Regions from separate parts of the Homo sapiens genome. Here region 2 is linked to region 1. Evidence: read pairs that join two places in POLR2A ChIA-PET (ENCODE). Cell type or tissue: MCF 10A. All regions are shown on one strand. Each heading gives the region's core, and the rest is flanking DNA. Links, peaks and the distances in the headings are about the cores only.

What was found. ChIA-PET counts read pairs that join two places held together with the same protein. Peaks named below come from ENCODE experiments on the same cell type or tissue, not always from the same donor. Only the 100,000 strongest peaks of a DNase experiment are listed, where the experiment ranks them.
Region 2: POLR2A ChIA-PET joins it to region 1 with 5 read pairs; 2 of 35 experiments call an interaction of 5 or more read pairs at or near these places.

What each region holds. Positions count from the first base shown.
Region 1 is chr4:125,733,443-125,737,442 of GRCh38, forward strand. No RefSeq gene overlaps it. Among named protein-coding and RNA genes, the nearest start is that of MIR2054, 230 kb to the left of the region's middle. RefSeq lists a silencer at 1,752-2,046. In MCF 10A, for the core only: no CTCF peak of the experiment used is centred there; a DNase peak (open chromatin) is centred at 1,899.
Region 2 is chr4:125,658,290-125,676,010 of GRCh38, forward strand. No RefSeq gene overlaps it. Among named protein-coding and RNA genes, the nearest start is that of MIR2054, 160 kb to the left of the region's middle. In MCF 10A, for the core only: no CTCF peak of the experiment used is centred there; no DNase peak of the experiment used is centred there.

The DNA of each region.
Region 1 (4,000 bases), core at 1-4,000:
TAAACAATCATATTCATCCAAGGCATTGGACAAATATCTATTGATGGCTTACTGTTACTGTGTGCCAAGCACTTTTCTAGGTGCTGGAAATATGGCAGTGATTGAAAGAAAAAAAAACACTCTTGCACTTAAACGACATTAGGGAGACAGGAAATATGTAAGTGAGTAAATATATGGTAGGTCAATAAGGGTTATGGAGAAAAATAAAATAATGAGGATATAAAATCGCAAACATGGCCGGGCGCGGTGGCTCACGTCTGTAATCCCAGCACTTTGGGAGGCCAAGGCAGGCGGATCACGAGGTCAGGAGATGAAGACCATCTGGCTAATATGGCGAAACCCTGTCTCTACTAAAAATACAAAAAATTAGCTGGGCATGGTGGCACACACCTGTAGTCCCAGCTACTCCAGAGGCTGAGGCAGGAGACTCGCTTGAACCCAGGACAGGAGGTGGAGGTTGCAGTGAGCTGTGATCGTGCCACTGCACTGCAGCCTGGGTGACAGAGAGACACTCCATCTAAAAGAAAAAAAAATTGCAAACAAAGGGGTGCTATTTTACTAGGATGCTCAGAGAAAACCTTATTATAAAGAGACACGTAGGTAGATAATTGAAGAATGTGAAAACTGAGTAACATAGATATCTTGGAAAATGATGATTCATTAAGCAGGAGTTTTCAGTCTGGCCTCCCTCCTAGAATTCAGGTAGCCTATGAACTTGATTTGGAAAAAAATATGGAAATATTCCTCCCAATAACCTGTATGTGAAATTTAGTGTTCCCTTCAATTTTGAATTTTATCAGTAATCCACAAGAGTCCTAGCAGCACCTGTAATGTTGGTACTTAATTTACAGATATTGTATTTTATATAACAGTGTTAAGATACCCTGAAATATCATTTACTGTCATCTCTATTTTGGCATTATGATTATTCTTAGATGTGCTGCTAGATCTCAGTTTGATGAATTAATTAAAAAGCATATATGTTACTATAAAAATTTGCTTTAAAATCTTTTTGATACTTTTGTTTCAATAGAATTGATTACATTTGTAATTCTGTGAATTTTGTATGCATTATGAAACATCTTTCTGAGAAACCTCTATCTGCTTTACCTCCTTCCAGGAAGGGTCCGTGGTGCAGAAAATATGAAGAGTCTCCATGTTAGAGGGAATAAGGAGAAAAGCCCTGATATAAAAGTATACTTGATATGTTCAAGAGACAGCTCCGAGAACAGTGAGGAGGAAGCAGAGGGGTAGGGCAGGAGTGGTGAAAAAAGAGAGCAGGAGGTAGAAGGCAGATCAGCCGATCGTGGCAGGGCTTTGCACCTGCACAGTGAGAGGTTATTAAAGGGTTTAAAGTTAGGGAGCCAAATTAAAAACATTCAGAAAGCCTAGTGATAAAGAGAAATATTAAAAACTAATTAATACCAATAACATTTTACCTAACTGAGCTAATCGCCTTGCTCCCTATGAGAGCTATGAAAATACATTGCTTTCCTCCAAAGCACTTTGCTTGTTAAATCAAATGTTTCAGGGTCAAGGCTGTGCTATATTTTATCAGTTGAAAATTAAACCTTGTGAATTAGAATACTATCTAGAAACAATTTCCTTCTCTGTTTTCAATTTTCTACATGCTGAGCTTTCTAAATTTGCATTTGCTTTTTTTTTAACCAATAAAGTCACATCCTTTTCTCTTAATTTATGTTACATCTGCAATATCAGGGTTTTCAAGTGTAAGACTTGAAGTTAAATGGCAGCATTTACTGTCTTACGTACTAGGAGAGAAAACACATGTGTTTTTATCAGCTCTGCCACTGTGTGATTTTTAACACTGCATTTGTCTGGCCAGGCCTGCCCGTACTTCTCAGTGTTGCTCTGTGACATCTCATCCTCCCGCTCACATTCCAATCGAGCTGCTCATTACCCTCAGAGTGGATTCCAATGGATGTTTCTTTCTTGTGACATGTGAAAAATCATTTTCATTCCTATTACACAAACCTTTCTAAGTTACCTCTTCAGGTTTATTTACCAGCCTCTTATTTTCTCCCTCCAGTCAAGAAGAGCCTGGTTTTAACTGCTTTTTTTAAAAAATTATAAATCTGATGTTATTTCCGTTATTGTTCCAATAGAAAATTTATTCTTTTAGACTTTTCATAGATTCAAATTTCAATACATTTTCTTAAATCACAATTTATACTTTTTTCTTTCCATGATATGTTTGATTTGTTTATCTTCCTCAATTTACTTTCTTGATACATTATTTTCTTTTTTCTTAGCTGATATTTACAGAACTGCTAATGACATTTTTTTCTAGGATAAAGAAATAGCTTTTAAACACAGAGAGAAATGAAAGAGTATAATGATTTGCAAAGAGACATTACTCAAGTTTTCTCTTGGCAGCTAAGAATTTTGAATGGGCTTCTTAAAATTGAAACAGCAGCTTGGGGACCACAAACTTGGCCATAATAATGATTATTTTTGTTCGCTCACTTATCAAATATTGAATGAGTCTTTACTATATATTAGGCATTGTGACAGATATTTTGGGACACAGAAATGACCATGCTTGGCATGATTTCTTGCCTTCATGGTACTTGTAGTAAAAAGGAAAAGGTAAGCATTAAGAGAAATTATATTATGCTCAATTATTACAAGTTTAAAAAATTTTTCAAGCCCTAAAAGCTTGGTGGAAATGCATGTAAGAGGAAATCAGCATGACTTCTCTAAGGAGATGATGTTTACAGTGACCCCTGAAGAATGCATGCTGGTAACCTAGGTGATGGGAGTGGGGAACATTTCGGGCACATGAATTGGCATTTTTATGCATTATGACTAAAGCTGAGAGACTGCAGGGGGCAGTGTTAAGAAATGAGACTGAAGCATTAGGCAAAGCCAGATCATGGAGGTCATTGTAGGCCATATTAAGCATTTTGGATCATGTTTCCATGGGAAGTGGGAAGAAAATAAAGAATTTATAGCATAAATTTGAAGCTTATGACTTGCATTTTATAAAAGCAATGTATTGAAAATAATATGTGAAATAAATTTAAGAAATAAAAGAGTAAACCCTGGCATATTTTTGAAGGAAATAATTTCAGTGGTAGCTTTTAAATGAGACAAGAATGAATTGTACTTACTTAGGCAATATAAGGGAAGCATAAACAATAGAAACCAGTAATAGATTGTGTATGAGATGAGGAAAAGAAAGGAAATAAGGATGGCCTAGAATATTGGACTAAACAGTTGTATGGGCAATAGTGCTTAGTACTGAGCAAGGATACACTGGAGGAAAGCAGTTTTGAGTCGTGTTGAGCTTGAGACGTTGGTGAGAAACTCAAATGGAGATCTCAAGTGGTCATTTAGGTATATGAACCCGGAGCTGACTTGTCTGGGTTTAACACAACAAGGAAACATAGAACATAGAGACAATGAATGAACAAAGCCATGGCTTTGAAGACAGTGAGCCCAGGAAAGGGCCCAGAAAATGGTTATAGGCATTTAACATTCAAAGTTGGTGAATGTGTGGATGAATGAAAAATGTTCGTTTTGTCAGGTTCAGTTGAATCTGGCGTCTTACACAGGGATCAGATACAGGCAGGGGCATGTGACTTTGCTCTGCATTAAGACTAAATAGAGTATTGTCAGAGAGTTTCAAGTTCTTGAACTGTCCAGTAACCACATGTCTGGGGTGCAAACCTGAGAGGGGTGGAGGCCCATGTGAGCCACATGAGAGTGCTAGTTCCTGGAGATTCAGTTCTGTCAATCTAAGACCCAGATGGGGAAGGCTCGTGAAAAACACTGGAAAAGTTTACCTCATTATTGAATCTTTTCTTCCTACTGGATGACTGATTTGGGGAGGCCTTCTCTAAGTTGTCCAAGTCTCTAATGCAGAAAAAAAATGTGGTAAGGAAAGTAGAAGAACAAACTCACTGTCCTTTCTGCTGCACCACAATGCATATTAAACTCTGGCTGGAGGCTGGGCACGGTGGCTCACGCCTGTAAT
Region 2 (17,721 bases), core at 7,148-11,147, 68 kb before region 1:
AATCTTGTAGTCTGTAGACACTCTGCCCCAATCTTTCCTCAACAGCAAATGTTCAGAAATACTTACCTGCATATTCCTCTATTTAGCATATTTTTAACCATTAAATCTTTTAATTAATCATACAAGTCTGCTGTTATTTTCATCATCAGTATCATTAAGATTAAAAAGAAATTAACGAGAACAGAATTTAAATTGAGGATTAGCTCCACATTCTATACTTAGAATAGGTTGCTGCTTCCAAACTAACAGGTTCTCAGCTTGTTAAAAGTTAAATTACTCATATGATTCTCATCTGTATAGGAAAAATTTTAACGTACTCCCTTTTATTATCCTTGGGAATAAGCCTAAGTAATTCTGACTGAATAATAACAGCAGAACTGTTTGTTTTGGAATTCCGCTTATTTCAACAAATATTTATTGAATACCTATACTTGGAAGTCAGTGTGATTAACATTTAGAAGGTAGTGGTCTGTTCTGAAATTTCATTTGAAGTTTTCTTATTTCTAGTTTTATCATTTGTTTCAAAGGTTAGATTTCAAAGCTTTGTTACAATGCTTAGCAGCTTCATATACAAACTGAGAATCAGCTTTGATCCCTGTCAAGGTTTTGATAGTAGGGAATTACATGGCAACAGCACATATGCTAGTGCACCAAGTATTAAGTACTATACAATGATTACTTGATACAGAATACACAATAGGGACTGCCACAGATATGAATGATACATTGGCATTCACCTCTCTCTAGTGTTTGGGTTTCTTTTCCTACTTATGTATTTTCCATGTAGCTCAGCTGCCAAGTCTGACACCTAAAGGGTCAATCCCTCACTATACATAGTTTAAGTAAAATTCCACATTTACCTCCAAACTGATGCCTATACCAAGGGATTTCCAACCATTTGGAAAAAAAAAAAAAAAAAAAGCTATAGGGTAGACATATCATTTGGTACTGTCTCACTTACAAATTACTCATGCAGGCTTATGGAGACTTCCCTCACTTAGCTAATGACCAGCGCAGACCTCAAATGGTTGTTGCAAGCTTTTCATTATGTGATCCATGTGACTAACTACAGCATTTGTGAAATGGGAACACAAGTCTCCAAACTAGAATATTTTTTCCAGCATTGCTAGATTTTTCTTCAGGGATGGTTTCCTGCTGTGGCTGTTGTGTATTGTTAGGAAAGTGATACCAAGTTAAATAGCTCGAGTAGTCAATGCAAATTCACAGAGCCACCCAACATTGACTTTGGTTCAATCCCTTGAAATAACAGGGAGATATAAATCCAGCACCAACATAATGCTAAGCAAAGCAAATTCAAAAAGATAATGTATGCTTTCCACTTTATTATTGTTATGCTTTTAGAGTGCTTGTGAAAAGATATAGGTCAGGAGGCTCAGTCTTGAGGTTCTGTCCACACTTATGCACATTCAATGATTTGTGTGTAGCAATGACCCATTTTAATTGTAATTTTTTCTTTATCCAAATAATTATATATCCTGCCCCAACAAATGATAGAGAATTTTATAGGAGTTCTATTTATAAGAAAAAATAATAAACAATGACTAGAAACCCTACCCAGGTATCCTTAGAGTTTTTTAGGGGCTGATGAATTCCTAGATAAAATTCCTGAGACCTATGCAAACTATTGGATTGAATGCAAAAAGAATGATTATTAAAGTGTGAAATAAAAGATTAATGGTGACTGGGCACCTCCAACTTGCCAGAGATTGTGTTGTGTACTTGATAGACATTATCTGACATAGTCATAGAAACTAGAAACTTATCAATTGTTTCTAGCTGATGTATGAATAGAATGTGAGTGACTGGGAAAATTAACAATTAAAATTTGTTTTACTTAAATATAGCAGTTGGAGAGGGGCCCAGGGAAGTTCAAAGGATGAAACTAATGACTCTTTTTTTTTTCCCCCATAAAGATAAAGAGATGAGAAGAAAAGAAGCATAGAGAAGAGAAAGGAGAAAAATAACACACATTGCCATATATTTTTTAATGCTTTGCCAATCAACCAAAACCACCTAAGGGAGGGACAACTTACTTACTCCCAGGTGGTTCTTGGCTTTGCTGGATGATTAGCTTAAATGGAAAAGACTGCAGTTCTTGCCCAGGTTCTGTTTGTTCTTGAACCACATAAAGACTATATAGGTCAGCCTATATTCTGGGTTTTCTATTTTATTTTTGACTGCTTGTTTTGGTTTTTTTGTTTGTTTGTTTTTGTCTTATTTATTTTTAACCAATCATGTCATATGTTTTAGGAAGTTGAGTTATTTAAAGAATATAGGCTAGATGCGGTGGCTAACGCCTGTAATCCCAGCACTTTTGGAGGCCGAGGTGGGTGGATCACAAGGTCAAGAGATAGAGACCATCCTGGCTAACACGGTGAAACCCCGTCTGTACTAAAAATACAAAAAATTAGCCGGGCATTGTGGCACATGCCTGTAGTCCCAGCTACTTGGGAGGCTGAGGCAGGAGAATCACTTGAACCCAGGAGGCAGAGGTTGCAGTAAGCTGAGATCGTACCACTGCACCCCAGCCTGGGCAACAGAGCGAGACTGTCTCAAAAAAATATACATATGTATAAAAATATGTATTATATATTAATACTAGAAGTTTTCTATGAAGATTCTGTAGTCGTACTTGTGTTATGTTTTTCCACAGAATTTTACTTGCTGCCAGTATTTTAGGTAACTTATGATAATTATAGTGCAGTTTTAAGTAAACTCTTTCAGGAATTATTTGCCAGTTGAGGATTCTTCCTTCTTCAGGTGATTTTGGAGAAGAAATACCTTCAGCCTAAACAAAAGCTGAAATGAAAATATTCTGTGATAATAACCATGAAATAATTATTCAGAGTTTGTGGTAATTTTTACCTACAGTAGAGTTACTTTGATTTTAAAAGCAGTGTCTGGAAGAGAAAGAGGAGGAGGTGAAGCAAAAGAAACAGAAATACACCAGCCAGGCAACGGTGTCTCACGCTTGTAATCCCAGCACTTTGGGAGGCCGAGGTGGGTGGATCATGAAGTCAGGAGATCGAGACCATCCTGGCTAACACGGTGAAACTCCGTATCTACTAAAAACACAAACAATTAATCGGGTGTGGTGGCAGGCGCCTGTAGTCCCAGCTACCTGGGAGGCTGAGGCAGGAGAATGGCATGAACCCGGGAGGTGGAGGTTGCAGTAAGCCAAGATCGTGCCACTGCACTCCAACCTGGGCGACAGAGGGAGACTCCGTCTCAAAAAAAAATAAAAAAATAAAAAAAAAAAAAAGAAATACACCACAATATGTATGGTGATGCCCAAAGTTAATGCAATTTTTCTCTGCAGTTATCACAATGGAAAATAGGATGAAAATAACCAGAATATTTCACCCCTCAACTATACTTCTTTGGCATATTTTGAGATGGCTATTCAGAGGCGTTGCCACTGGAAGAATAGCCTTGAAGACCTACCTTCTGTGAGGGAGATTCACATCTGTAGAGGAAATCTACATTAGTGAAATGAAGTAAATAGTAGACGCAAACAGGCTTTCTCTGGAGTCCCTCTTTATCCAGAGCTAGGAAATATTAACTCATAGGAAAAGGAGACTAAAATCTGACACTTTTAAAGGTCTTACAGAGACATTCTTACCATGTGCTATCATCTTTTCTTCTGAGGGTAGGTCTGAGAGATTACGTGGAAATCGTCATCTGGTAATAAGACAACCTTTGTTTACAGCAAAGTTCAGTTCCTCACCTTCCTGCCATGCACCCCAGAACTCAGAGAAACTTGGGCCCAGGCAGCAATTGTTCTTTGGGCTCATTCATTTCCCTGAAAATAATTTACTCCTGCACCTCCATCTCCTCTCTCCTCAATGAAGAGGGCATTTAAACATCAACCATCTTTTTTTTTTTTTTTTGACTTTTATATTTCGCATGACTTCTGTGCACATTTGGGCACATAACAAATTTGTTATGCTTTTCTGTCATTAACCTGTCATTTGTTATAGGCATGTAGAGTGTGACCTTTCATAATGGGAAAGAAAGGAATTACTTCCTTTCTGGCACTACAAATGAGAGTAATCCACGAGTGGTATTCATTTTGGAAATTCTTAAAATATATTTCTCACTGTTCAGAACCTCTGACAGCAGAATTTCATGACCGAGTTCCTAAGAATGACTTGTATCTGCAAGATAACCATTTTTCCCCAAAAAACAAAAGGATAACTTAATGTTCAAGTGTAAAACCAATTCAGAGATTTAAATTATATTTTTTGGTAAACTATCAGACCAAATCTGATTACTTTAGATGACAAATGCAGTCTAAGTTTTCTGTTATTGTTTTTGATGAAACATACCTTACATAAATTAGGACAGCATATACAACTTCAACAACAATAGTATAAAAATACTGATTGGCCAAACAGGTTAAAAACTAAAATTTATTAGTAATTTTAAAGGTCCAGTAGATAAGTCCTTGATCAAGTTCCCTCTCTTTTTCTCCTCAAGTTAATATAGTCTTGAATAGCATAGGGTCAAAGAGGAGAAGCTGTTTCTTTCCCTCTGAAGTTTCACTGAATTTGAACTGACAAAAGGTATATTAATAGGAAAAAGGCGTATAAAATTGAGTGAATGTGCACTTGGGCAAGTCATAAGCATGTGACTACTCAATAGTCCAATGAGGTGCAATTGTTTATATGTACCCTTCTTCATAGGGAGAGGGGAGAAGGGAATGTAGGCAATTATTTTGACTTTACCAATGTCACAGAGCCTAGTGAGAGAAGCAGAGGAACAAGTCATCTCATTATCTTTAACCCTTGTGAATTCAAAAGTGTCTGAGACATATCTCAATCAACTGAGACAGTTTATTTTGGCAAGGTTAAGGACACACCTTAAGGACCTCAGGAGGTTCTGATGATATGTGCCGAACGTGGTCAGGGTACAGCTTACCCTTATACATTTTAGGGAGACATGAGACATGAATGTACATCTTATACATATGGATTGATGTCTAGTCTCATGTCTCCTTAAAATGTATAAGAGCAAGCTGTAAGGAGTTGCAGGGAGCTTCCAGATCATAGGTAGATAAGACACAAAAGGTTGCATTTTCTTTTGAGTCATTGATCAACCTTCACTAAATACACAATTTAGTTTGGCTCAGTGAATCTGCATTTTTGCATAAATGATAGGGCAGAAGAAGAAATCAGATATGCATTTTTCTCAGGTGAGGGGAGGGAAGATTTTGGCATCTGTGAAGATAAGCTATCAGTTTACATTGCTAGGGTGAAATTCAAAAAAACTATTTTAGGGTAAAGATCTTCAGACCAACAAAGAATTTTCTTGTGGGTAAATTATAAGGGAAGTATGTAGCTTTTTTATCTTTGTAGCTATCTTATTTAGGAATAAAATGGGAGGTAGACTTGCCTGACATAGTTCCCAGCTTGATCTTTCCCTTAGCTTAGTGATTTTGAGGTCCTGAGATTTATTTTCCTTTCACACCCTTTTGCATTTACCCTACTACATAATCAGTTTTTCCATATGTTTCATTCTAGATTCAAATGTCAGCTTTTCTTACAGAAAGAAAAGATACCAATTGAATTTTCACCCAAATCTGCCATCTAAAATGACAAATTGATTAATGTGATTAAAATGGGTTTCTGCAATATTTTATAGAATGCTTTTAATATAAGTACTTACATCCTTTACCATTTATTATCCAAGGCATTTGTTTAAAATTTAAAATTTTCTCTCAAGTTTCTCTTGATGTAAACTGTGCCAAAATTTGTCACTTCATTGAGCTAAAATTCTCTTACACTCTGCAACTCAGATCTGAGAAACAGCTTGCCATCGTAAACAAGAGAAGCAAAATTTTCTGTGTGATTCCTGACTAACTTGTTCTGGGAAATGCCTAATCAGTTTGTCAGTCACTTTAATCCTGCTGTATCAGTGAAGCAGGATATTTCCCTGACCCTCTCGTGGGACTCACAACAGGGGTGCCTGGCTTACTCAGTCCGCAGCTCTCAACTCTTTGTGGGAGGTGGTGCATGAACGAACAAGGTGGAAACTGGAGTGTGTGAAGGCCAGAATCAGCTGGCCACTCCTTCGCCTGTAAGAGTGAACTCCACTCATTCAAACTGACTACATTCCACCCACTATGGGAGACAGCACAAGGGTGAACAGATGCAGAAGCTAGGGCAAGCACTTTTGGGCACCAGCAGGAACCAACTCTGTGCTGGCCCCACGGCAGCTTCTAGAGGAGGTGCCTGTGACCTCTGAAGCCCCAGAGAGAGTGTTACAATAATCTTTTAGCTCTGCCATTGTGGAGGGCTTAAGTGTTAACAGCTCAGTGGACCGTCTGCCTTTTCCCATGAGGTGGCTACCTTCCCCCAGCCAGGGCAAAGGGTCAGTGGAACAGACTTTTGCATCTGCACTTGTGACACCTGAGCTCTTGTCTGGTGTCCAGGAGAAATGAGGTTGCATGAATGAATTGAAGGATGGTAAATGTAGGGGATTTTATTGCTGATGAAAGTGGCTGTCAGTGGGAAGGGGAGCTGGAAAGGGTATGGGGCTGGAAGGTAGTCTTACCCTGAAGTCCAGCTGTCTCTGGCCAGATTCTTCTCCAAAGTTACACCATCAGGCTGTCCCTCTAAAGTCAAGCCACTTCCCTATGATGTCCAGCTGTAGTCTCCAGTGTCCCACTGCTTCTACTCTGTGCCAGCTGAGTCTGGTGATGGGGAGTGGGGTGGGCCATGGGTTGTTTTGGAAAAGGCAACATTCAAATGGGAAAACAGGGATGTAAGTTCTCACTTTGGGATGTGGTATCAAGCTTGAGGGTGGGGTTTTGTTGGGGAGGCTGCCCTTTTCTGCCTAGAATTTCTCTGCCTCCTGTCCCTATCATCAGGCTGAAATTTGTCCAATCAGATCACACTCTGCAGGCCATCAGCTGGCAAACTCTTCTGCCTACTCCGTTTTAATACTTGTGCATTACTGAGAGATTTGATATGGCCTAAAAATATATTGTATTGTCCATCTTTAATTATTTTTCTCATGGAATCTGTTTATCCATCCATTTGATCGTAGGGACACTGCTCATTGTAGGGAAACCAAAATGAACTATTTCAAAGCTCTTTTTATACTTTAAAATAAATAGTATATCAAATAGTAAGTCAAAATAGTAATATCTTCATTATAATTACATATTCATACAAAATAAAGTATCATTATATGTTATTGCATATTGTTAATATTGCTATTGTCAAATTTATCCAACTATAATCACATCTTCCAGAGCTAGCAATTGACTATAGGTTGGTTATCTATCAACTCTTACTTGTTTAACATTTTAAACTGATGCTTTATGTTAATATTGTTCTTAATTGAACATCATTTTATTTTAACCGTATAATATTTTTAACATAGTACAGAACTTTACCTTTTAACATGTTTTTCATAAAGTTTTTTTCTATAGACTGGTACAGTTTAGACAGACTAATATGGATGTGTTGGTTGCTGCTGCAGGTGCCAAGGATATAGAGATACTCACGTGGTTTGAATGAGGGTTCACAGCTGAGAGGAAGAGGGAGCACAGAATCTTTCTATAGTGGTTCAGAAGCACTTAGAGCACAAAATCCTTCTATAGTGGTTCAGAAGCACTTAGAGCACAGAATCTTTCTATAGTGGTTCAGAAGCACTGCCCTGGTATCTGAAAAACAGTGCATTCATATGACCTATATGCTCATCTAAAACAACATTTAAAAGAACCTTTCCATTTTTTTTCATGTTCAAATTGTGTTTTTATCTGTGTGTGTTTGTTTCTGGCCTGAGAGCAGCTCACTAACAGGGATATTGTCGGGATTTTGGAAGGCCTACTTTTTATAAAAATCAATTTTAGAGATGCTCTTAAGTGCCAGGCTTTAATTTCACAAGATATATCTAAACTTTTAAAGGTTCGTTTTGCAGTAATTGAAGATCTAGGAATATTTCTTTTTCAGTTCTTCATTATCATTTCTTCATTATTAAGCAGAAGCAAATGGGTATTAATTAATGACCATAACAACAAATAGAGATTAATTGAACCACACATTTTTTTAGTTTTAAAGTTTTTGTTCATGACTTGAACACAAACACAGAAGAGCAAGTTCTTAGATGACCTTCTAAATGGTTTACTTGGAGATCTGAGATGTATATTTTTAAGGTTGAGTATTTTAGCCAGGAGGATACACACACAAAAATGTGTTCTTTCCTTGATACGTATCCTCCAGAGCCCAGCAGGCATCAGGAAAAGGACTCCAGGGAACATTGCTGAAAGGACTGAATTGGCTTAAGAGGCAGACAACCAAACCTAGCTAGGGAGTTTTGGGCTACATCTCAGACAGTTTATTAAAAAAGCAAAGGGGATAAAAGTTCCCCAAAGATAACATGCTAGCTATGCCTTAAAACTGTGATTTTAATTCTGTGGTGCTGAAACTGTGTCAAATAGCCTATGGCAAGATATGTCCTATGTGTTGCAAAATGATGCAAAATAAATACTCACTGTGTTTTGAGAACAAACTCATTAGTAGAGGAAACACTGTACTTTACACACCCTAAGGATATTTGAGTGTTCACATAGGCACATAAATGTTGATGTGAAGTGTCATTCATAGGTGACGGTAGCTATTTATTTTTTCATTAACATAGCTATTGGATTTCTATTAAATTGAGTAAGGATTTATGAGATCTGTTGGTTTAGGAAAAAACACCTAGGTAAAACTAATTATAAAAATGGCCATAATTTTAATTTTCAATGACATTTTCACTTTCAAAAATATTTTTACTTTTTCATTTGAAAAACAAAACTCTGTTAAATAAGTAATATTATTTTTATCCCAATTTCACAGGTAGAGGAATTAAGGATATCAAAATTGGAATTTCTCAGGACTCTGACATGAAGATTTGTATGCATGGCATTTATTAAGAAGTATAGGCTGGGCACAGTGGCTCAAGCCTGTATTCCTGGTACTTTGGGAGGCTGAGGCAGGTGGGTCACCTGAAGTCAGGAGTTTGAGACCAGCCTGGCCAACATGGTGAAACCCCATCTCTAGCAAACATACAAAAATCAGCTGGGCATGGTGGCATGCACCTGTAATCCCAGCTACTTGAGAGGCTGAGGCAGGAGAATCCCTTGAACCCAGGAGAGGGAGGTTGCAGTGTGCCGAGATTGCGCCACTGCACTCCAGTCTGGGGGACAGTGAGACTCCATCTCGAAACAAAAACCAAAAAAAAAAAAAAAAAAGAGAAGGAAGTATACTTGGGATCCACATCTGTAGAAGGGAGGAGAGAGAAGCAAGATCAGCAGAGAAGTTGATATGCAAGCTGATGCAATGAAGTTCTCAGTAGACATCATGTAGGGGAAGCGGGTTCTAGATCTGGCATAACCCTTCAGAGGTCAGATCCCAAGGGCATTAGACTTGTATATATCTCCCCACCATGATTAGTCATGTAAAGAGGCGGGAAGGCAGTTTTATTTTCAGCTGCATTGATCCCCAAAGAGACTGACAGCTAAGGATGGTTGCATGGTAGCATTCCTAGCAACCAGGAAATAAGTCCTTTATTCTTAAAGGATTACCTGGATGTCACAAAACAGCATGCAGTACAGAGGGTATGGAGTTACAGAGACAAAAAGTGTATGTACCAAGATGATGTAGTTTGAATGTATGCCTCTGCCTAATCTCATCTTGAATGTTGGAGGTAGGGCTTGGTGGAAGGTGTTTGGATCATGAGGGTGGATCCCTTAGGAACGGCTTGGGCTGCTGTCCCCTTGGTGATAAGTGAGCTCTCACTCTGAGTTCACATGAGATCTGGTGGTTTAAAGGTGTGTGGCACCCCTGCCCCACCCCCGCTCACTTGCTTCTTTCATCATGGAATGTGCCTGCTCCCTCTTCACCTTCCACCATGAGTGTAAGCTTCCTGAAGTCTCCCTAGAAGCCAAGCAGATGCCAGTACAGTGTTTCCTGTAAAGTCTGCAGAACTATGAGCCAATTAATCCTCTTTTCTTTATAAATTACCCAGTCTCAGATTGTTATAGCAATGCAAGAACAGCCTAATAAATAAGACAAATTAGATTTTATAACTCTAATTTCTATTTCTGTGTTACTACACCCTGAAAACTCCATGTTAGCTTTTTGTAAATTGTTCTATCATTTTTACCAATCTACATGACTTCACCTTCCATTCATAAATTCATCTAGAACTGAGCTTTTAAACATCTAACTGTAAGCAAAGAAGTTTGCATTACAAAAATGAAGCAATATTAGCACAATTTATATTTAGCATTTTCATTTTCTGAGTTGATGAATGTGCTCAAATATGGTTAGAAAAGTATTATATATGCATCTATTTAAGAACAAGGGCATATAAAACTGCAAATAGTGATATTTTTAATTTGAAGCACCTCTGCATACCAACAGGAGGTCTGAGGATTATAAAAAAAAGAGAATATAACCCTGACAAGGGACTAACCTATTATGCATCCCCAAGCTTCTTTTTCCCCCGACTACATAGTAGTGATTAAATCATGAACTATACACTTATTCTTGAACCCAGAATAACAGGATAATACAAAGAGCAAGCATTTAAGAGAAATATTCGTTTTCTAAAGGAGTATAAATAGTTTGGTTTACAGTGGATTTTTCAATGCAGGAGCTTGAGTAGGATTGGATAAGTTAAGTGGTTTAAGATGAGTGAAACAGCAAGGTGAACATTTTGGGGCAAGAGGTTCAGATAGTCTTAGGGCATAAACCTCAGTGAATGTTGTCTACTGAAAAGCTGATAAGATTTCAAGGAAGTTCCTAAATTGAACACTCAAGTTCTTTGGACAATAGTCTCCTGAAATTATAGCAAAGTCATGTAAATGTAGACAGCTGTGTTTGAGGGAAGATGATTTCTTTCTCATGGTGGAGAGAGTATCAGCCAGTTAAAATGCCAGCCCTTGGATCTTAGCTGCTCCACAACTAGCTGTGGGCTTTGGATATGTCTGTTAATTTCTCCATAAGTCAGTTTTCTTGTTTGTGCTTATCTTACATCAGAAGTTAGTCATGAGGATTAAATAGACAACACTAGAAACAATTGGAAGTGTTCCTAATATATAGTAAGTAGGTTATTACTATTTTCCTCACTCCCCTTACCACTCATTTGTATCATATGCACAATCCCACACATATCTGGTTCTTTTTGGCAAGTGCTAAGGACTAAGGAAAAATAAATGATGAAGTTGATTTAGAGGTATATAGTATTGAAGCATTTACATCATTGACTATGTGACTTATATATGTGCGTGTGTGTACATATCAAGAAAGTTATTCTTCATGGCTCCGCTAACTCTATAGAAGTAAAATGGCACATAACAGATTGCCAAAAAGAAGAAAACACTGGAAAGTATCTAAGTTTCTGCTTAGCACACCTGTCAAAAATTATCCCAGTATCCTGATATTTTCATGAATACTAATTCATGATTGCTGACATGTTTCCTGTTTTCCTATGAAAGATGTGGCAATTAACTGTCACTATGATTATCAAAATAATCAAGGGTCAAGTTACAGTAGAACCAGAAAACAAGGTTCATAATATCCAGATTGTTTATTCCTTTATTCTTCCAAGAAATATTTATTGAGTATTAGGAGTCAAGCAAGGTTTATATGCTGGGGAGAAAATGGCCAGTGAAACAGACTATGTTCTTGTTTTGATGGAGTTTAGGTCTCATGGAAGAGGAAAATAGGAATCACGTAATCACACAAATAAATACATTTGTACTATGTAGGAAATAATAATCTTAGAGAACTTCCTGGAAGAAATGCCAGATTAGGTTAGATTAGATTAGATTAAGATCTAAAGGATGAGGAGTTGTCTTCTAAATCAAAAAGGATGAGGGTCCAGGAATGATTGTTCCAAGTGTAGAACATAGAACCTGGTGTGGCACCTGCTGTACTGGGAAGAAACCTGATGCAGTAAATGGTCTGAAAAAAGGCCAGTGTGATCAGAATGCTGAGAGGTAGAGAAAGTGTTGAATGAAATCGAGCTGTGGAAATCGCAGAGGTCAGACTACTTAGAATCTGGAAGTCCACCTGGAATCTTGCAAGTCATGTGAAGGATACTGACTTTTTCTAAAAGTCACTAGGGGATTTCAAAAAGTTTTGAGAAAAGAGGATGGAGAGCAAGAACCCACATGATATTCAAGGAAGGTAAGGGTAAAGTTGGTGAGGGTACCCTTTGGGGAAGTAATTAAAATATATCAAACTTCTTAAAGGGTAATTCTTCCTTCTTTGACTTTCCCGTTTTATGTCTTCAGTTGACTTACTGCTGCATTCACATTTATAAAATTGTGACTGTGTTTATCATATGAGCTGGGAGTTAAAGAACTGAGGATCAATGTGAAAATACCACATCAGGGTACATTTACACAAATGTAATAGTACTAGAATTTAATTCACTGTGAAAACTGTAAATAAAAATATAGAGCAATAAGAAACAAGTAATTAGAGAAAGTTACAATCCTTTTTTTGCTGGATATTTGATATACTTTGACTCATTTGTACTCTTAGTTTATTTTCAGCTGCTTGTAAACAAAACACTGTTAACAATTGAAGCCGAACTCCAACTAACTTCATTTTTTTTTTTGAATTTGAAAAAGCCCTACTAAAGAAAAGGGCCATTAGTGAAGAATAAGTGGAGACAGCAGTTTTCGATTGTTCATAGGGTTGTCATGTCAAAGAGGCAATGGACTCACGTGGTCAATTTCTAAAATATAAATGTAGAGTGCATAGGTTAAATGTATAGACGAGCAAACTGAATTTGAAATGAGGAATGGTTTTAAATACTTAGTCCTATTTAACAGTGAAGATTCTAGTCTCTAAAAAATAGTCTAGCAGAAGCAACATTTTCATCTCAAATTTTAAAAGGAATTCCAAGTCAAGATTTTTAATTTTTCCTGAAGCAAACCCCCACTTATATTGCTGCCTCTTCCAAAACAATTCTTTTTTTCTCACATATTTTTCTAAAAACTTCTGCCTCTGAATTCTGTCTCCTCTTTCAGGTGGGAGCCTGTGATGATATAAAATTCTTTTACTGTTTTGCAACAGAGGTCTCAGAGTGAGTATCTCAACCAACTTTCTTTTAGAAGAATTAAGGTGAATTACTGTGACTGTTAGAACAGAAAATTTTTAAAACTTTATCAAATGATGTTAAAGTATGATACAAAATTGAAAATAAACTAGCTAATTTATTTTTGACTACTGCTGGTTAAGATTGAGGGAAGTCAGAACATTATTAGCATTTACTTTTTCTTTTTTTTGTTTTTTGAGATGGAGTCTCACTCTGTTGCCCAAGCTGGAGTGCAGTGGCGCGATCTCAGCTCACACAACCTCCGCCTCCCTGGGTTCAAGCCATTCTCCTGCCTCAGCCTCCCACGTAGCTGGGACTACAGGTGCATGCCACCACACCCGGCTAATTTTTTTGTAATTTTTGGTAGAGACAGGGTTTCACCGTGTCATCCAGGATGGTCTCGATCTCCTGACGTCGTGATCCTCCCACCTCTGCCTCCCAAAGTGCTGGTATTACAGGTGTGAGTCACCGCGCCCGGCCAGCATTCACTTTTACTCAGTCCAGTTGCTGCATTTTTATTTACCTAGTTTGTCCATTCCCTCCCACTTAAAACATGAGGCTATAAGTAGATGCAGCAGAGGTAGTACCAGAGATAATCGACCATAAATCCAGGAGGTCTAACAGTTAATTTGGCAGTAGCTGAATTTGTCATAGACTTCGATAAGGTCAAACTACGAAGTTTGTTAACTCTCAGTTCAAAACCTGGCTCTGGACACTGTCTAGGGTAAGCATGAACGAGTTACATGACCTTTACGTCTCAGTTTTTTGATCAGTAAAGTGAGCACAGTAACAGTACCCAATGCATGGAGATTTTGTGAAGATTAAATAAAATAAGTTATATTTAAGCATACCACCTGGTATATATGAACACAACACATTTTCTGTGTTAATATTATTTTAAAATATATTTAAAAATATTTTGAATAGACAGTTAAGTATTTAGAAGAAAGTAACTAACCGTGTAAATATTGAAAGAACAATGTTCCAGGCAGAGGGAATAACAAGTACAATATCTGAGATGGAAAAAAAAACAAAAAAAAACTTGCAAGTTTGAGTAATGACACAAAGGTCAGTTTGTATCTTAAATGAGAGGGAGACGGACAGGAGGTAATACCAGAGAGATGGTGGGTTCAGGTTTCAGGTCTTAGAGAGTCTTGTTGACCATTGTGCAAAGTATAAATTTCATTCTAAATGTAACTGGAAACTATTAGAAAGTTTTAAACAGAAAAATCTGATGGTTCTTCTCCTTTCATGTTCTAGCCGCTTTTCGGAGAGTGAAAAGACATTGGGATGAGTTAGGTGGCTTTTTAAAAAAATCTAGGAAATAATAATAGCTTTAATCAGGGTGGTAATGGAAGAAGTAGGAGATTTCTCTGTAAATCAAATAGTTTTACTGTCAAGGCGGAGTTGGGGACTTGCTGAAGACATGTGGGTGGTAAGGAAAAAAGATCTTATAAATAACTTTTTGATGAGCGGGTAGCATACACACATGCACCTACTCTTGCACATACATACAAAATTTCTGGGCTTAATATTGCCTTTCTTAGTCCTTCCTTGGTGTAAAAATAAAAATTTGATTACTCTGTGAAAGTTTTCCAAAGAGAATTCCATAGGAGAAGGAAGACCTCCAAAGAGAGTCCTCTGAGACTTAAAACAAAATATGGAAATAAAAATTACAATCAAATCAGCTAGAGAAGTGTGTTTATGATTTTTTATACTTTTCTTGCAGCATTTTAATAGCATTTAATATGTTGCTTTGCAATATGAGTTTTATAAAATGAATATTATAAGTAATATCAACTATGCATAATTAATCTCAGAAAATGTTAAATATATAGGGCGCATTAATGTTCAGGAAGCCCTCTTTGGGAAAAGCTGCAACAAAATTATAAAGTGTCATGCTGTAATGTTTCATATTTATAAATCTGAAATAAAATATACATAAACTACACTTTCAATATGTAATGTGACAATTAGGGATAAGCATAGTGGTAATATCATAACACCTTTTGGAAAACATGAATATTTCTTTATGTATACAGGTGAGCACTCTAATACTGATTTCATTCCTGAGAGCAATATTAATAAGTAAAGGCATGATTGCTCTTTGTAAACTCCAATGCAATTTAAGTGATCCATTTAATGTAATAGATTTCGTAGAATTATCTGTTTGGACAACATCTGTTAAATAAGCTTTATTTAATGTTAGATTCCCTGAGGATAGTCAAAATAAAGAAGATAGAATATTCCCCTTTCCTTAACAATTTCAATGATGTTAGCATCCCAACTAGTGGGTTAATATCTATTAAGTGGGTTTCAGCATCTGTCCCTTCTTGAAGGATCCCACAAACTGCTGCTAGAGTAATTTTACAAACATAAAATTAAAAATAAAATTACAAAAAACCCCACAGAACTTGCCTCTTTTTGTTGTTTAATAGAAGTTTTATTTATCTTGCTATATAATAAAGGACATTAATAATTTTATGTGAACTCTGGCTTTTAGATATAACTAGTGACACAGCAGGGGCAGAAATGGCTCAGAATCATTAGTTAACTATAAAGATGTATCATGTGACCCCCAGTTGAAAAATCAGTAGGAGGTGGAGCATAGGGGGCATGATTTATTTAAATTTAGGGGAAAAACCTACAACTAGTGGGTAATAGAAGACATTATTCTGAGAAACCAAAAGAAAATAGCATCTATTCAGATAGCCAGTTTGCTGTTGCCCATTTATGGAGATGTAAAGAAGAGGGCAGCTGTCAACAGTTTATAGTTTTTGTTTGCTTAGTTGTGAAGTTTTGGCCATTCTGTCTTAACATAACCTGTAGATACTGTTTTTTAGGGATATTTTCCCTTAAAAATAATTTAAAAGGTACACCTTACACACGTTTGTGTTCTCAGGCTAAATCAATACACTTGTTGTTAACAATCCTGAAGAAAAAAAAATGCCACAATGCTGGACAAAGCCATGTCATTTGGATACATCTATATTAAAAATGGTCTGTTTTTTGCCATAGAATAAAATAATTAGTGGAAAAGTAAAGGACAAGATATTTTCTTAAATTATGTATTTTGTTCTGAATTAATTGTAGATTCTTACGCAGTTGTAAAAAAATAATACAGCGAGATCATGCATACTTTTTACTCAGCTTTCTTAAAAGGTAACATCTTGGTGACTATAGCATAATATCTCATCCAGTATATTGACATTGATACAAACAACATACAGAACAGTTTTGTCACCAAAAGGATCCCTTTGATAGCCGCTTCTACCTCCTTCCCCTCTCCTCAGCGACCTAACCACTGGCAACCACTAGTCTGGTCTCTATTTTTAAATGTTGTTATATCAGTAATGTTACATAAATGAATTTTACAGTACACAACCTTTTGGGATTGGCTTTTTCACTCATCACAATAGCCTAGAAATTCATCCAAACTGTTTTATGTATGAATAGTTCATTTTTTTTTATTGCTGAGTAATATTCCACAGTATGGATATGTCACAGTTTGTTAACCATTCACTTGTCAAAGAAAAACCATGCTGTTTCTAGTTTAGAGCACTTATAAATAAAGCTCCTTAGCCATTCATGGACAAATTTTTCTGTGAAAATAAGTTTTCATGTTTTTAGGAACCAATCTCAAGTGTACATGCAAGTTGCATGGTAGCTGCCTGTTTAGTTTTATAAGAAAGTGTCAAATTGTTTTCTAAAGTAGCTGTATCATTCTTTATTTCCATCAGCAGTGTGTGAGTGATCCATTTTGTCTGCACCATTGACAGAATTTGGAATTATCACTATTTTTTTTTCTTTTTTTGAGACTGAGTCTCGCTCTGTCGCCCAGGCTGGAGTGTAGTGGCACAATCTTGGCTCACTGCAACCTCTGCCTTCCAGGTTCAAGCAATTCTCCTGCCTCAGCCTCCCGAGTAGCTGGGATTACAGGTGTGCACCACCACGCCTAGCTAATTTTTGTATTTTTAGTAGAGGTGAGGTTTCATCATGTTGGCCAGGCTGGTTTCGAACTCCTGACCTCGTGACCCGCCTGCCTCGGCCTCCCAAAGTGCTAAGATTACAGGCATGAGCCACCGTGCCTTGCCACTATTTTTTATTTAAATCATTCTAATAAGTGTATAGTTATATTTCATGGTGGCTTTAATTTGCATTTGACTAATGATGTGATTGTTTCAGGTGTTTGTTTGCTATCTGTATTTGTTAGGGTTTTCCAGAGGGAAGAAAAACAGTAGAATGCATGTAGATATATAAGAAGCTATTTATTATGGGAAGTGACACATATGAGAATTGAGAAGCCCCAGGATATGCCATTGGCAAGCTGGAGAAGCAGGGAAGCCAGTGGCATAATTCCATCTGAGTCTGAAGGCGTGAGAAATTTGGAGGAAGGGGATGCTGATCTAAAACCTGGAGTCAGAAGGCCTGAGAAGCATGTGCATCAGAGTCTGAATGCAGAATATGGATGTCTGAGCTCAAGAAGAGAGAAAGATAATTTATCCTTCTTCTGCTTTTTTGTTCTGTTCTGACCCTCAGTGGACTGGATGATGGCTGTTCACATTGGTAAGGGCAGATCTTCTTTACTCAGTC